2 separate regions of the Homo sapiens genome follow, and region 2 is linked to region 1. The links are chromatin loops, found by intact Hi-C in ENCODE. Cell type or tissue: HCT116. All regions are shown on one strand. Links, peaks and the distances in the headings refer to the core of each region. The heading gives the core; the rest is flanking DNA.

Region 1 (8,325 bases), core at 165-8,164:
ACAAAAAAGAGAGTGATGATCCTACTTCGAAGCACTGTGGTGTTGATCAGTAGGTAAGGCTTATGACGTCAGGCACCTCCCTTATCAGACTGGCAGCCCCCCAGGGCAAGGCTCCTCAGGAACGGGCCTCTTGGGGCCCCAGCTTCATCCCATGGCTGCCCATGGCTCCCAGGCTAGGTGAGTGGGTGGAAGGTGGGAGACTGAGAAGGAAACACAAACTTTGGCCTGTTCTGGTACTGCCTGGCCTGGCCTCCCCTGCCTGGTGTCTCTGAGGGGAAGCCGGGGCCATGGGCAGCCTGGAAGGGGCTGGAGAGTGGCTCACCCCTCAGCCTCTGCTGACCCTGCCCTTGACCCGCAGGGCCAGGACAGAGAGGGGAGTGGGAGGCACATTCCTGGCATTTGGAGGGAGAGACTGAGGCCATGAAGGGCAGGCTCTGGCAGCATAGGAGGGTGGTGGGGGGAGGGGAGTGCAAACTTCATTTCTGTCTGACAGATGGGTAAACTGAGGCTCAAGTTCCTCCAGCAAGTTAGCGGCAGAAGCAGGACGAGAACCAGGGCCCTTGACTCCCAGCATAGTGCTCTCTTCCCCTTTCCCTATCTCCACATTTTTTGGGTTGGTTTGAAACGGCAAAGAGAGGGTGTGTGTCTCAGAATATGTTCAGGGTCCCCTTCCCAAGCCCAGGTCTGGCTGTGGCCATACCAGTGACACTCTCCTGGCCATGGTCTGGGCTTCGAAGTTCCAGAAGAGACCTTGTCTGGGCAATGTAAATCCCACTAACCCTAAGGCTCAGCCCTGGGGGAAGGTCCCCCTCAGCCTGCTCCTTGACAGAGGGCATCAGCTGTTTCCACTGGTATATCCCCTCTTTCCCTTTCTTCTCCACCAGCGGGGCAGTGCTAGGACATAGGGCAACGCTCAGAGTTCGAGGGTCACCTGAGTCCTGACCGTCTCCAAAAACTGTGGGGAGGGGTCAGGAGGTCCAGCTCCTGGTTTAAAGTCCTGCTCTGTTGGTTGACAGGCTGTGCGGCTTAGAGCAAGGCCCTTCCTCTCTCTGGACCTCAGTTTCTCCATCTGTAAAATGAGGGGTAGGTGACATTCATGGTTTTAGTATGTTACCCCCTGGAGGATGCCTGTGCTACCCACTATATCCCCAAACCTGAGGTGTGAGGTGGCCCTGACCTATTTTGGAGGGAAATGGGAGGGGATGGGCCTACCTGGGCTGTACCAGCTACTTTTTGGCTGGTTTAGTTTTCAGAGGACTAAAGGAAGGGGATCATTGTCTGCTAAGTATGGCAGCAATTTCTGCTGTTCCTCCAGGCTCCAACGTGCCCCAACTTCCCCTCAGAGACATCAGGTAGGAGAGGCCAGGCCAGGCAGTACCAGAACAGGCACAAGTTTGTGTTTCTCTTCTGCTTGGGGTAAGGTCAGGTAAGGGGAAGGGACCCATATTAGCCTTTTGAGGCTTGATAGGTCGAGTGTTTGGTGTCTGAAAACTACACCTTCTTTTCTTTTTTGATAGGGTCTCACTCTGTCACCCAGGATGGAGTGCAGTGGCACGATCTCCACTCACTGCAACCTCTGCCTCCCAGGCTCAAGCCATCCTCCTACCTCAGCCTCCTGAGTAGCTGGGACTACAGGCACATGCCACCATGTCCGGCTAATTTTTGTATTTTTTGTATAGATGGCGTTTCACTATGTTGCGCAGGCTGGTCTTGAACTCCTGTGCTCAAAGCCATCCACCTGCCTTGGCCTCCCAAAGTGCTGGGATCACACACAGGCATGAGCTGCTCCCAGCTGAAAGCTACAATTTTTTTTTTTTTTTTATTGGAGATGGAATCTCACTTTGTCACCCAGGCTGGAGTGCAGCGGTGTGATCTTGGCTCACTGCAGCCCCCACTTCCTGGGTTCAAATGATTCTCCTGCTTCAGCCTCCCAAGTAACTGGGATTACAGGTGTGGGCCAACACACCTGGCTAATTTTTTGTATTTTTAGTAGAGATGGAGTTTCACCATGTTGGCCAGGCTGGTCTCGAACTCCTGACCTCAGGTGATCCACCTGCCTCGGCCTCCCAAGGTGCTAGGATTACAGGCATGAGCCACTGCACCCAGCCAGAAAGCTACACTTTCGAGGGTTGACCTTGAAACTACGTGGGGCCATGTGGCTATCCCTGATCCCCTGGAAGGTCTTCAGAGTTAGCTTATCAGCTCAAGTTATTCTCCACTCTGAGTACACGACAGGGAACTCCTCTCCCTCAGTGCTTAGGCACTGGGGTGGCCATGGGGGTTGGGGCAGCAGTGGCCTGTCAGGGCAGGGTTTTGCAAGGGGACTTAGCATCCTCGGGAGAGGAGGACACTGGCCATCTTCCTTTTTCCAGGAGGTCATGGGGAGAGTATGTGGTGGGACACCGTGGGCCTCCCTCCACCAGAAACATGGTCTTAGCAGCCACGGGCTTGTAGGGGGATGGAGCTGAGGAGAGGACTGTCAGGCAGGCTGGAGAGCCTCCAGGGGGACCCTAGTCTCCCCCAATCTCAGGGAGCTCCTTAAAGCAGCCACAATCCACTGCAAAAGGGCAAAGCCTATGGGGGGGCCTGGGGGAAGTAGGACTCCAAGGCCTCCATTTTGTACCCCTAAAGGCTGTAGCCAAGAGGAGGAGGAATGCAGGATTCCCCGCTAGGCCCTGTTCTGACAGGCTGGGGAGGAAGGGTGGGGCTCCCAAGTGAGCCCACATGCTCCTGATCTCAGGTCGTAGCTAGGCAGCTTTGTAAACAGCAGAAACACAGAGCAGCCTCTGTGTGTGTGTGTGTGTGTGTGTGTGTGTGTGCATGTGTATGTGTGTGCCTGTGCTGGGGGACTCACGCCCCAGAGGGGACCCTTCTCATTACTTTATAGTCACAGTTATATACAGGTCTGAGGCTGGGGTTCTGCCAGCTAATGCTTGCTGGCATTAGCTGTGTTGCAGGTCTGTGTTGCAGGTCTGCTCCATGTATTGTCTCCTTTAATCTTCCCAACCCTATAGGCAGGCATCCTTATTACCCAGTTTTACAGGTGGGGAAACTGAGGCTCTGAAAGTTGCAGATGCTCAGGGTCACAGAGCAACTGAGTGATAAAGCCAGGTCAGGGTTCAAATTGAGGTCTGTCTGACTTCAGTCCAGTTATACTCCTGGCACCTGTGGACGTGTGTGCATGTGAGCACTGATCAAGGGCTATGTGTATGCACATGTGCGGATGTGTGCTTTGATGGTGGGCCTCAGTCTGCCTGCGCCTGTTGAGGACACCTGCATGTAGGCGTGGATGTCTCCGCCCAGGGATGGAGGTGTGCACACAGATGTCCATTTGCACTTATGTTTGCACAATGCACGTATGTTGGGTACACATGTATGTGTTGTATGTGTGCACATGTGAACATATGCATAAGAACATATGCTTGTGCACAGTGTGCCTGCATTTGTGAGTAGGTGTGTGCATAGGCTGTGCATATGTGTGTTCATATCTGCAGATAGCCATGTCCCCAGGTATATGTGGTCATCTCCAAAGGCTGACCTCACTCCAGTTCACTCAGCCTGTGTCCCCTTCTCAGGCTCCTGACTCACCACATGTGTGGAATCTATTTGCATGTCAGTCCCACTGAGTCAGTGTCACAGCAGGATGTGTGATGGCCTTGCTGGTGGTACAGGGACTTCGAAGGAGGGGCGCTTGGGGAGAGGTAGGATTGGCAGGGATGAGTGTTGAATAGGAAGGTGGCGGATGGGATGAAAGAGATTAAGGCCAGGTGTGGAGGCGGGCCTAGGTGTTTTTCAGCCCCCAGTCAGGGGTAGAGGCCTCAAGGAGGCTAATCCTGCCCCCTGTACTTACCTCTTTCTTATTTTTTATTTTTATTTTTAGATAGAGATGGGGTCTCACTATATTGCCCAGGCTTGTCTCGAACCCCTGAGCTCAAGCGATCCTCTCACCTCGCCCCAGGAACAGCTCTTTGCACTGTCCCAGACCCCAGGCCATAGGTATCTGGTTCCCCATTGGGCGTGGAGGTGCAGATGAGGCAGTGGTCAGCAGGGGGCGCTCAGAGCCTGCAGATGGTGGGGAGCCATGGAACAAGCAGGTGGGAATGGGAGTGGGGAGGGTAGGGCTGAACCACGGGCACAGACCCACCTGCGGGGAAAGGGTGGAGGAACATGAACTTTGCAACATGAGGGGCAGACTCCCAGAGGGCCAGATATACACATCCTCCCCAGAGGGACAGGCCCTCTCCAACAGACTCACAGACCCTCAGAAGGACAGACACAGGGACAATCCCTCACCCTCTGAGAACATTCCGGGCCCAATGAGCCGGAGGGAGGTGAGAGTGACCACACTGGCCTGCATGTCCCTCTGGAGGCAGGGGGTGTTGGCTCTTGGTGACAGTGAGGAGGGGAAGGAAGGCAAGGGCTCTAGAGTCAGGCACGCTCAAGGTCTGACTTCAGCGTTGCCTCTGGGTGACCTGAGCTCTCCTGAATGGGGCAATGTCTTCCAGGTGTCCAGCTCAGGCCTGGACACGCAACGTCACCCTGGAGGTTATGAGAGGTTGCCAGAGCCTCCGTCATTGGTATGTCTGCACATTTCTCCAAGCATCTACTAAGTGCCAGGTCCACTGCAAGGCGCTGGGGATATGGTAATGATCAAGTCACACTCAGTGGCTCCTGCCACTGCTAGGGAGCTAACATTCTAACGGGGGGAGTATCTTAGGATACTTGGGATACAAAATGATCACTATTCCCCCCATTTGATTATTTGAAGTGGAAATTATGGGACAAAAGGCAGAGACTGGCAGGGAAGGCCCTTTCCTCTTTTATTGCTTATCAAATGCAGGCTGAGAAAAGTCCAGATATTATGGTACTGCTGTGGTCCCCTGCCTCTTACTGCAGAGGTCAGATCCAAACCCTCCATCTCATTCAGTCAAAGCTGAGGTTCAACAGTGGCCCCTGAGGCCTAGTGTAGGCTGAACCCCCCGCCTCTCCCCTCATCCCTCCTCGCAAGTCCTCAAACATGATAGGCAGGTTCTGCCTCCGGGCCTTTGCCCTTGCTGTTCTGCCTCTGGGCCTCTGGCCTTGCTATTCTCTCTTCCTGGAATGGTCTTCCCCAGGCTTCTGCGTGGCTTGTTTCTTCATCTCTTGTTTTTTTTTTTTTTGAGATGGAGTCTCACTCTGTCACCCAGGGTGGAGTGCAGTGGTTCAATCTCAGCTCATTGTAACCTCTATCTCCTGGGTTCAAGTGATTCTCCTGCCTCAGCCTCCCCAGTAGCTGGGACTACAGGCACCTGCCACCACACTCAGCTAATTTTTTTGTACTTTTAGTAGAGACGGGGTTTCACCATGTTGGCCAGGCTGGTCTCGAACTCCTGACCTCAGGTGTTCCACCCGCCTTGGCCGGCCAAAGTGCTGGGATTACAGGCGTGAGACACTGCGCCTGGCCAAAATGTTCCTTTCTTAGTGAGGCTTTTCCTGACCTCCCTATTAATCACCCTACTCTCAACATTCCCTATGCTCTTTCTGCTTTAGTTTTCTCCATAGCACTTTTTATCAACGTCTAGTCAGCTATGTCTTTTACATGAATATATTTCTTCCTTGTTTTTTTCTTCCCATGAGAACATAAACTCCATGTGGGCTGGGATTTGGGCAGATTTGTTCACAGCTGTATCCCCAGGGCCTAGAATGTGCCTGGCACATCGTAAGTATCAATAAATATTTGTCAATGCATGTTTGTCAAGTGAATGTTGAGTGCTGGCCTTGCAGTGGCACACCCCTCTTCCTGACGGGGGCTAATGATGGGTCGGGGGTTGGGGGGGCACGATTTAAAGGCTGCAGTTGAGTTGATGCTGGCATAACCTTTTGGGGGCTAGGGGCCTGGGGATGTTAGTCCCTTTTGTGCTGCTATAACTGAAGACTATAGACTGGGTACTTTATAAACAATAGAAGTTTATTTGGCACATGGTTCTGGAGGCTGGGAAGTCCAAGATCATGGGGCTGCATTTTGTGATGGCCTGATGGCTTCTTGCTGCATCATGACATGGCAGAAGGCATCACATGGGATACAGTGCATGACAGAGAACAAGAGAAGGCCAAACTCATTTTTTTTTTGAGACGGAGTCTCGCTTTGTCGCCCAGGCTGGAGTGCAGTGGTGCAATCTCGGCTCACTGCAAGCTCCACCTCCCAGGTTCACGCCATTCTCCTGCCTCAGCCTCCCAAGTAGCTGGGACTACAGGCGCCCACCACCACGCCCGGCTAATTTTTTTGTATTTTTAGTAGAGATGGGGTTTCACTGTGTTAGCAGGATGGTCTCGATCTCCTGACCTCATGATCCACCCACCTCGGCCTCCAAAAGTGCTGGGATTACAGGTGTGAGCCATCGTGCCCGGCCCAAACTCATTTTTATAACAAACCCATTCCTGCAGTAACATAAATTCATTCATGACAGTAGAGCCCCCATGACCTAATCACCTCTTAAACATCCTGCCTCTCAACATGCTGCATTGGGAATTAAGCTCTAATACATGAATTTGTGGGACACACTCAAACCATAGCATTCTACCCCTGGCCTCTAAAATTCATGTCCTTCTCCTATGCAAAATACGTTCATTCCATCCCAATGGCCCTGAAAGTCTTAACTTGTTTCAGCATCAACTCAAAAGTCCAAAGTCTAGAGTCTAAATCTAAATCATACATAGAGAGACTGAAGTTATCATTCACCCTGGAGCACATTCCCCTCCATCTGTGAGCCTGTGACATAAAAACAAGTGATCTACTTCCAAAATACAATGGTGTGACAGGCATAGGACAGACGTTCACATCCCAAAAGGAGAAATAGGCAAGAAGAAAGGGGTAATAGGCCCCAAGCAATTCCAAAACCCAACATGGCAGACAACATTCATCTTTTTTTTTTTTTGAGACGGAGTCTAGCTCTGTTCCCTAGGCTGAAATGCAGTGGTACAATCTTAGCTCACTGCAACCTCCGCCTTCTGGGTTCAAGCGATTCTCCTAGCTCAGCCTCCCAAATAGCTGGGATTACAGGTGTGCACCACCACGCCCAGCTAATTTTTGTATTTTTAGTAGGGACAGGGTATTGCCATATTGGCCAGGCTGGTCTTGAACTCCTGACCTCAGGTGATCTGCCCACCTTGGCTTCCTAAAGTGCTGGGACTACAGGCATGAGCCACCGTGCCCAGCCAACATTACAACTTAAGACTCCAGGATAATCTTTCACTCCATGTGCTTCCTACACTGAGGGATTTGGGCCCCCAAAGGGTTGGGAAAGCCAGTTCCCACAGCTTTGCTGAACTCAGCCCATGCAGCAGCTCTCCCGGGCTGGAGTGGCACATTGGTAGTCTACAGTTCTGGGGTCTCTGAGGTGGCCTCGCTCCCATGGCTCCACTAGGCATTCCTGGCAGGAACTCTCTCTGGTGGCTCTGCCCCTGTGAAAAGTCTCTGTCTGGGCCCTCAGGCTGTCGATGACATCATTTGAAATCCAGGTGGAGGCTGCCAAGGCCCCACAGTTTTTATATTCTGCCCACCTGCAGAATTAGCATCACAGGGATGCCACCAAGGTTTACAGCTTGTACCTTCTGGAGTGGTGGGTCAAACTGCACCTGGACCTGCTTGAGCCATGGCTGGGACAGCCAAGGGGCACTGCACTGGAAATCGGGGAGCAGAGTCTTGAGGTGGATGGGGCAGTGAATGCTGATTTCCCTTGGGCAGCTCTCTGGAAACCTTGCCCTCAAGCTCCTGGTTTGCCTTGAAGATCTCCTAAATGCCTTCAGGTTCATTCCCCCATTGTCTTGATGAATAGAACCTGGCTTCCTTTTATCCATATTAATCACTTTAGCAAATGGTCACTTGGCTATATGCTTAGTGCTCTCACCCAAACATGCTTTTTTTATTCTTTTTTTTCTTTTGAGACAGAGGCTCACATTGTCGCCCAGGCTGGAGTGCAATGGCGTAATCTCCGCTCACTGCAACCTCCGCCTCCCAGGTTCAAGCGATTCTCCTGCATCAGCCTCTTGAGTAGCTGGGATTACAGGTGTGTGCCACCACGTCCAGCTAATTTTTTGTATTTTTTTTTAGTAGGGATGGGGTTTCATGGTGTTAGCCAGGATGGTCTCGATCTCCTGACCTCGTGATCTGCCTGCCTCAGCCTCCCAAAGTGTTGGGATTACAGGCATAAGCCACCGCGCACGGCTGCTTTTTTATTCTTTAAATGGCCAGGCTGAGAGTTTTCCAAATCTTTCTGTTCTGCTTTCTTTGAAATTATAAATTCCATCTTTGAGTCATTCTCTCTTCTCTCACTTTATTGTAAGTGG
Region 2 (8,325 bases), core at 131-8,130, 240 kb after region 1:
GCCCCGAGCCTACCTCACCGCAGTGGGGGGAGTCTTCCTTCCCTCTTCTGCTTCATTCTTAGCTCAGTCCCAACACCAAGGTGGGCCGTTTCCTGGGCCTCGAGCAGCCATCTGTGAGATGGGGTGGCCAGTCTCCTTGGAATCTGTTTGCTGACTACAGGGCGGAGGGTCACTCTGGCTCTAGGGTGCTCTGAATTAGTCCTCAGCAGGGAGTGGAGCTGGATCCAGGCCCAGGTCCAGAGAGACGAGGCTTCAAGTGGGAACAAGGCTCTCAGATCCATCATTTCCTTCTCTCTTTCCCAGCATGTGGATGTGCATCCCCGGAATCACACTCACAGGCCCCAGCCATGTGCTGCGTGCCCAGCTGGCAGCTGTGATGCCCCAGCCTGGAGCCTGCTGCTGGCATCCTGCCCAGACAGTCCCGTGGGCCTCCAGGACTCAGGCTTGCCTGCCCCTCCTCCTGGGAGCTTCCAGAGCCTCAGGACTAAGGTGGGACTCTCAGTTCTGTCCCCATGGCCTTCTGCTCTGCCACCATCACAACAGTCCTCACAGCTGTAATTTTGTGTCCCCGGTCTGTATTTCCCGGTAGGCTGTAAGCCCATGGGGCATGCGGCCAAGGCCCCATTTAAAAAAAATAGCCTTACTGAGATATAATTGCTATTACTGTATATAATTCATTCATTTAAAATGTAAGAGTCAATGGCTTTTAGAGTGTGCAACCATCAATACAGCCAATTTTAGAACATTTTCATCACCCCAGAAGAAACCTTTATTTTTTATAAAAAAAAAATGTTTTTTAAGCGACAAGGTCTTGCTCTGTCACCCAGGCTGGAGTGCAGTGGTGCGATTATAGCTCACTGCAATCTTGAACTTCTGGGCTCAAGTGATCCTCCTGCTTCAGCTTCCCAAGTGGCTGGGACTGCAGGTGCAGCCACCACACCGGGCCAAAGCAACCTTTAGCTGTGGCTTCTATGACTCCCCTAAGCTCTGTATTCTCCTCCTTCCAGCCCTAAGCAGCCACAGCTCTGCTTTCTCTGTGGATTCCCATATTCTGGACATTCATACAAATGGAATTGTAAAATAGGTGGCCTTTCGTGACTGGCTTCTTTCACTTTGCATAATGTTTCCAAGGTTCATCCATGCTGTAGCATGTATCAGCACAGGACTCCTTTATATGGCAGAGAATATTCCATTGTGTAGGTGTGCCATATTTTGGATAGACACTGTGACATGTCTACACAGTGTTGTTTCCACATTTTAGTTATTAGGAGTAATGTGATAAACTTTCACGGGCATGTTTCTGCATGGACATAGGTTTCTATCTCTCTTGGATGTATGCCTAAGAGTGATAGTGCTGACTCACCTTGTACCTCTGTGGGGACCACGCTCAGGAACTGCCAGGCTGTCTTCCACAGTGGCTGCCCCATCTTACATTCTCTACCATCGGCCCCACATACAGTGTCTACTGCGCTTTATGGGGTAAACTGGCCGTGACCAGGGCTGTCTCATTCCGCACTGAGTCTCCAGGCCCTGGGTAGCCAGCCCCATAGCAGGTGCTTGAGAGATGCAGAATGAGCCAATGAGAATGTGAAGGAATGGGTTCTGCTGACTATGCTTGCTCTCAGATCTGACTCTAGACTTCCCTTCAGCCCCTGTCCATACAGTCTTCCCTGTGATCCTGTCTCTGACCCTCGCCAGGCAGTCGTGAGCTGCTTCTTGGGGCTCCCATGCTGTTTGGCCCTCATTATTTATGAATCTTCTCTCCGGGAGGCTGAGCGTCCTTCCAAGGTTAAGAGGGAGTCTTAGTCAATTCTGCAGCACCAGCCTCTAATGCAGGGCTTGGCGCAGCATGGGTGCTCTTTGGGGAGAGTGGGGAGTCATCCCAACTCTCAGGAGAGGGGAGCCATAAGGGGGAAAGCACCCCCCAGGAGGGGCTGTTTCAGGGGGTCGGTGAGGCAGAGGAAAGGGGACTGAGGCCTCACAGAGGGTGGAAGCACCGCCGCCAAATCTCCAGGTCTTGGGCTCTCTAAATGGGGAGAGGAGACTGGAGTGTCCTGGTCCTCCTCACTCCATGGGCTGCCACCATCTTCACTGCTTTCCTGGAGCTGGGGGTATCCAGGCACTGAGAATGGTTCGGGATAGGGACAGAGCCTAGGGCTTGGGGGCTGCTAAGTCTAGACACAATAGAGGACCCCAAGGATTTTCTCTAGGATGTGTATAGGACACCATGTAGTGAGGAGGCCTGTGTGCAATGGGCTTGTGGCTTTTAACATGGCAAGTGACTTGCAAACCATTGGGGTGTGACGTGCAGGTTTTAAGTGTGATTTGTATAGAGCCCTATTTCTTCCACAGGCAATTTGCAAATTATTTACATGTAGTGTTTCTGTTTGTATAATAGTCTTCATTTCTGTTCCGAAGACTCCAGTCCCAAAAAGCTGCTCACCAGTTCCCCCTCAGCCTTATCACACTTTCCACAGAGCAGAGTAAATAATCCTGATTGCTATAATCCATGAACAGAGTAGGTTTATTTTGAACAGAAGCCCAGATGTTCAGGGCAGAGGCCCTGGAGCCCCAGTGGGACAGGCTTGGCATGAGGGGCTTCTGGGAGGTAGTCAGCCCACACCTCCTCCATCTATGAGCTCCTGAGCCAGGGCCTCCAAGTCAGCTGGGGCAGCCCCACATCACTGTCATATCAGACTCAAAGCAAAAGGAGCTAAAGGGTTGGGGAACAGGAAGGGGCGGCTATGTACAGAAGGGGATGGGTGGAGGGGGAACTGATTCCATTGAGAAAATGGTATCTGTTTTTGGTTTTCCAACTGTCCAGTAAACATTCCATATCCCTTTGCCCTTTGTTCTAGGCATTGGCCTGACATCACCTGCCAATGTGAGCTCAGGAGAAAGATTTATTCTCACAGTTTGGGTTCAACATACCTGAGAAAGTAAATCTACTGCCCAAAGGCCACCTCTTGATTCTCTGTGCTGAGAGGACATTGGCAGGTCCTGACTGATCCTGAAATCGTGGCACTTGGCTTTGGAATTTAGAGTGGGATTTGGGGGTGTCTCCTTTTGATATTTGCAGTGTGCATGTTTCAGGCGGTGTTAAAGGAAATTCACTTTTCTTAGGGGCATGAGAGCCTAAAGTAAGGGCAGTGTGAGCCTGTGGTGGGAGAGGAGCTGACTTTGTGAGGAAACTTCCATGGGATGATCCACAGAGCAGAACTGTGGTGTGCCCATTTGACCTTTTGGGGGTTATTGCCATTCTGCGGTTAAGAGCAATGCATGCTCTTTCTCTGCCGTCTGTCCCCACCATCTGGGCCTAGCTGAGGGTCTGCACACAGGTGAGTGGAAGGTGACTCATGAGGCAAAGGAGGGGTCCTAGGGGCAGCTCAGCTCTCAAGGAGGGAACACTGGAGGGGAATGTGGAGTCAATAAAGGGAGGTGGGGTTTTGGAACATCCTTGTCTTCAGCCCTGGTGGGAGTGTGACATCCAGGGCCATGGGGCAGGGGCTCTGTCTCCTGGATGTCTCGGATCATGCTAATGCTTGTGGCTGGGGGAGCTGCCCCCAGCTCCTAGCGTCATGCTGGATTTCCGCCCGCTCCCACAGCTCAGTAGCCCCTGGGGCTCGCAGGGGACATAGAGTTCACCAGTGCCCACGATGCTGCAGCCCCCATTGCTCCTGAGGACGCCAGTGCTGAGGACAGGCGTGCTGACCCCACATGGCTCGTACAGGAAGGCGCCTTTGGAGCTGCTCACTGCTGTGGGAACAGGAAGGGGTGCTCAGGGCCCCACACGGTGTGGCTCTCAGTGTACTGCCCTGAAACTACTCAGCCAGGCCATTCCTCCCACCTCCTGCCACTCACCTCTACAGACACCCCATTCCAGCCTCCAGCCTCCGCGTCTCCCACCCTAGCCACATAAAGTGCTTGCAAGGTCCCCATGCACCTCTCTCCTTTCCCTAGAGCCTGGGCAAGGCCAGGCTGGATTCAGCTTCACCATTTCTCAGTTTCTACTGGTCCCTCCTTCCTAAGCTTGCTTCAAATCCTCTTCCTCTAGAAGAGCATCCTCTTGTCAGGGTGGTTATTTGTGGCTTCTGGGCCCTGAAGCACTTGGACCATGTTGTTGCAAATCTGCTCCTAGTCTGACTCCCAAAAGATTTGGATAGCCCTTTCCACCAGCCTGGGAGCTCACGGCAGACAGAGCTCTTCCTTTGGGGTAGGGGAGGCATCAGAGGTCTAGGAAGGGGTGGTGTGGGCTGCCTGTGTTGGGGTGATCAACCCCCAAGACTCCAGAGCCAGTGGGGCATGGCTCATCTACTTACAGATATTCACGGGCCCGATGCCTTCGCACAGCCTGGGGATGAGAGGAAAAAGAAAACAGGTATCTACATCAAACAGATGCAGGTAAATGCAGCATCTCCCCGCTCCCGCCCTCATTGTGGACCATGTGCTGCTGTGGGTTTTCAATGAATGTGGGTAGGGGACGGGGTGAGAGATACTAGCAGCCGCCACCAGAGGGCTGGGTAATGGCCATACCTGGTAGCCCATCTTTGACCCCCTCCTGGAGGAGCTCACCTGTGCTCTTCACCCTCCAGCAGGCGCCTGTAGGTGGCGATCTCGATGTCCAGGCCCAGCTTGGAGTTCATCACCTCCTGATATTCCTTGAGCAGGCAGGCCATGTCCTGCTTGGCCTTCTGCAGAGCCTCCTCCAGCCCTGCCAGCTTGCACTTGGCATCATTGAGAGCCGCCTCGCCCTGCTGCTCTGCCTCAGCTATGGCACCCTCAAGTTTGCAGCGCTGTGGGAGGGGCGCAGAAAAGCATCACTGGGGGCCCTGGAGCCCCAAGCCAGACTCGCAGAAGAGCAGAGAGAACACGGGGGTGGCTACGTGCCAGGCTCACATTTGCGAGCTTCATCCTAGGATTGCGACATCTGGTTCCTCCAGGGAACTGGGATGGGTTTTCTGTCTAAAATACCTCCAAGAGAGCGGGGATTTTCCTCTTAAGTATGCTGAGAAATTTCTGTGGGGTTAATATGTTTTAAATGCCCAGCTGGTCTTCCCTAGCCCAGGAGAATGGAGTGGGTCTGATTTTATGAACAACTGAGAGTCACCTTGAATTTCAGGATCATAGAATCACAGTCTTTGGGTCTGAAGGGACCGTGGAGTGCATCTTTTCTATACTTGCACCTAGTGAAGCATCCTTGCTTCTCATCTTTGACATTGGTCACCTCGTTTCTGTTGGGGACCTGACTATTTCCTGTGGCTGCTCATCCTGCTGTGGGTCAGCCCTTTGGTAGAAAGGGCTTGCTTCTGCTTGAGCAAGGCAGCACAAGTTTATTCCCTCTTCAATGGCACTCACAGCAAGGATTGAACCCGCCCTGCACGGCACAGACTGGCCAGTCAGCCCAGGATGGCTGTTGCAGCAAGGAAGTCCTCCCCAGCCTCACCTGGGCTTTGACATTCTCGGTTTCTTGCTGCAGCCGCTGGATCAGTTTATTCATTTCCAGGATCTCGTTCTTACGGTTGCGGAGGTTGTCACAGTGGTTCCCAGCTGTGACTCTCAGCTCCTCATACTGCCAGGACAGAGAGGTCAGAGCCCCAGGCCCCACAAGATGGCATCTCCTAGCCTCTTTTCTCACTGTTCCCAGTCTTTTCTCCCGTGACTTCCTAGTTCAGGTGTTCTCTGGTTCTCATACTGGTTCTGCTCCTTTACCTTCTTCCGCTTCTGGGCAATTTTGGGTCCTTTATGTGGGCTGTTCCTGATTCCCATCTCACCCCATCCCCAGCTCCAGGCTTGTTAGATTTTTCTCCAGCCTCTGAGATCCCCTCCTCTGTTGAGCTGTTCTGTGTCTGGTCCTTTTCTCTGTCCCAGAGCCCAAGTTCACCTGAGGGCTCCCTCCCTTTTAGATATGCCTCTGGAACTTGGAAGGGGTTTCTGTGCTCAGCCTGGGTTGCCTAACAGACCAAGGACTGCCCATTAGGATGGGTCTGCCCATCAGGATGAGAACATTTGTATGTTTTCCACAAAAACAATAAAAAAAACAAAATGCAATTTATGTCCTACCTTGAGGTAACACTTTTTTATAAAAACCTTTGCACTCTGAATCCAATTTCTGAATAGTAGTGTGTACAGATTACATTTGTAAGTTTTAAAAAATTAGCTGACTTTAGATTTTCTGATAGTGAGTGGGAGCATATTATATAGAAAATGCAAAATGAGAGATAAGCACATAATCACACTCATTGGCTCTTTTGTTATTTGGTTACAGTAGGAAAGTCTGCAGTTGCCTAGTAAATATCCATTGTCCTCTTCTTAAAACAGAACCCCTGGCTGGGCTCAGTGACTGACACCTGTAATGCCAGCATTTTGGAAGGCTGAGGCGGGCAGATCATTTGAGGTCAAGAGTTCAAGACCAGCCTGGCCAACATGGTGAAACCCCATCACTACTAAAAATACACAAATTAGCTGAGTATGGTGGTGCATGCTTATAATCCCAGCTACTTGGGAGGCTGAGGCAGGAGGATCACTTGAACCTGGGAGGCAGAGGTTGCAGTGAGGCGAGATTGCACCACTCACTGCACTCTAGCCTGGGCAATAGAGCAAGACTCCATCTCAAAATAAACAAACAAACAAAAAACAAAAATAACAGCAACAGAAAAAACCCAGAACCAAATAGAACACTGCTTTTATTTAGGGTAACAATGAGCCCAGATAAGAGAATATTTCTCAGTCTTCCAATCAATGAGATCTATGACCATGGCTGGGTAGGGCTTCTGGGTAAGCTCTTTAAAGGGGGGAATGACCCAGTTGGCTTTTTTTGCCTCTGTTCTCCTTGCTGCCAGGCGTAAGCATGTGAGATTGGAGGTGCTGCAGCTTTCTTGGAACATGAGGCAACCAAGAGGATGGAGCATGTATTACAGATGGCAGAATGGTGAACTCAAAGGATCCTGGGTCCCTGATGATGTCACAGAATCTCTGTGTCATCCTGGGCAGTCTATTTTGTACTTCAAGCTACTTTAGAAAAAAGTAAAAATTCAATTTTAACTTTTTTTTTTTTTTTTAGAATTTCTGATCCTGGTAGCCAAATGCAATCTTCAACTAATAGAATTTTCTCTAAGATTCTGACTTAGCAGGATGGGAAAATGAGGTGGTTGTAATCCTGAACCCAACATGGCTGATGGTTGTTGCCAGGGGCAACCAGAGGAAGGGCCAGCCAGAGTGAAACCTGGCCGTGGGTGGGTCACAGACAGGTTCACCAGGAGCTGACTCCATTTCAAGTTTTCATACTTCCAACCACCATGGAGCTCCAGAAAATGGGCAGAGCATCACTTTGGGCACTCCCTGGGCAGTGGCACCCACTGCCTTCAGAACAAAGCCAAATGACTTAGCACAGCCCTGCAGATGCTGTGACCTGGCCTCAAGCTACCCCTCCAGCCCGATCTCCACAGCACATGGCACTCCAGGCCCCTCAATTTCTGCTGCTGTGTCCTAGCACCTGCTGCTCAGCCTGGCACACCCTCCCCCCATCTCCCCTTTGAATCTTATTTGTCCTTCAAGATTAGATCAAATGACAACACCTTTGCCTTTGTGACACAATTTGTTCCCTCTGTCATCAAACTCCCTTTACCTGCTGCTCCACCTTTGCAATCACTTCCTGCTAGCTGGTGTTTTGGTTTGGGAAGCACATCCTTGCTGGCCACCCTAATTGAAACTGCACTCCAACACTCCCTACCCTTCCCCTGGTTTATTTGCTTCCTAGCACTTGGTATCACAGTCTAACATACATCCACTGCACTTATGTGCCTTGTTTATCATCCATCACCCTGCCCCTCCAACCCTACCCTGGAACCCAGCTTGTCTCTGGAATGAAAGCGACATGAAGGCAGGGACTAGTGTCTGTTCTGTTCCCTGCTGTGTCTCCAGCTTCTAGAACTGTGCTTGGCACGTGGTTGATGCTGAATACACAGTGTTGAATGAGTGGACCAATGAGTGCATGCATGCATGGCGCCTTTCACAGGCAGGGCAGGAGAGGCTGAGATGATGATATTTGTTAAATCTAATTACCCTTAGGGCCCCCCTGCCCTCCAAGCAAGCCCCTAATTATTAAGTCTGAGGCCATCTTAATCACTGTTTCTGCTCTACCATTAGTAGCCACCCCATGCCACTAGCCTCCTCCCACGCCTCGAAGCTTAGAGCCCTCTTTGCCATCATTACAGTTCAGTAAAACCAATTAGTGTTTACTGAACGCTGCCTACAGGAGCACTTCCAGTGAGTCTGCAGGTAAAAACTGCTGGGCGCCCTGGCACCCTGATGACAGGCCTGGATTGT

What was found. A loop is a pair of places that touch in the nucleus more often than their neighbours do. Peaks named below come from ENCODE experiments on the same cell type or tissue, not always from the same donor. Only the 100,000 strongest peaks of a DNase experiment are listed, where the experiment ranks them.
Region 2: it touches region 1 in a loop (5-fold over the local background); 2 of 110 quality-filtered maps call a loop at or near these places.

The regions. Positions count from the first base shown.
Region 1 is chr12:52,152,906-52,161,230 of GRCh38, forward strand. No RefSeq gene overlaps it. Among named protein-coding and RNA genes, the nearest start is that of KRT80, 35 kb to the right of the region's middle. In HCT116, for the core only: a CTCF peak has its summit at 4,049 (motif pointing right); a DNase peak (open chromatin) is centred at 4,040; H3K4me3 peaks cover 119 bases; H3K27ac peaks cover 996 bases.
Region 2 is chr12:52,391,440-52,399,764 of GRCh38, forward strand. It overlaps KRT82 (keratin 82), which reads right to left. Exons shown (of 9, transcript NM_033033.4): 6 at 5,444-5,569; 7 at 4,573-4,793; 8 at 4,320-4,351; 9 at 2,492-3,756. The coding sequence ends at 3,536. Among named protein-coding and RNA genes, the nearest start is that of KRT84, 10 kb to the left of the region's middle. RefSeq lists enhancers at 4,262-4,763, 4,886-5,055. In HCT116, for the core only: CTCF peaks have their summits at 4,553 (motif pointing right), 4,757 and 6,831; a DNase peak (open chromatin) is centred at 4,552.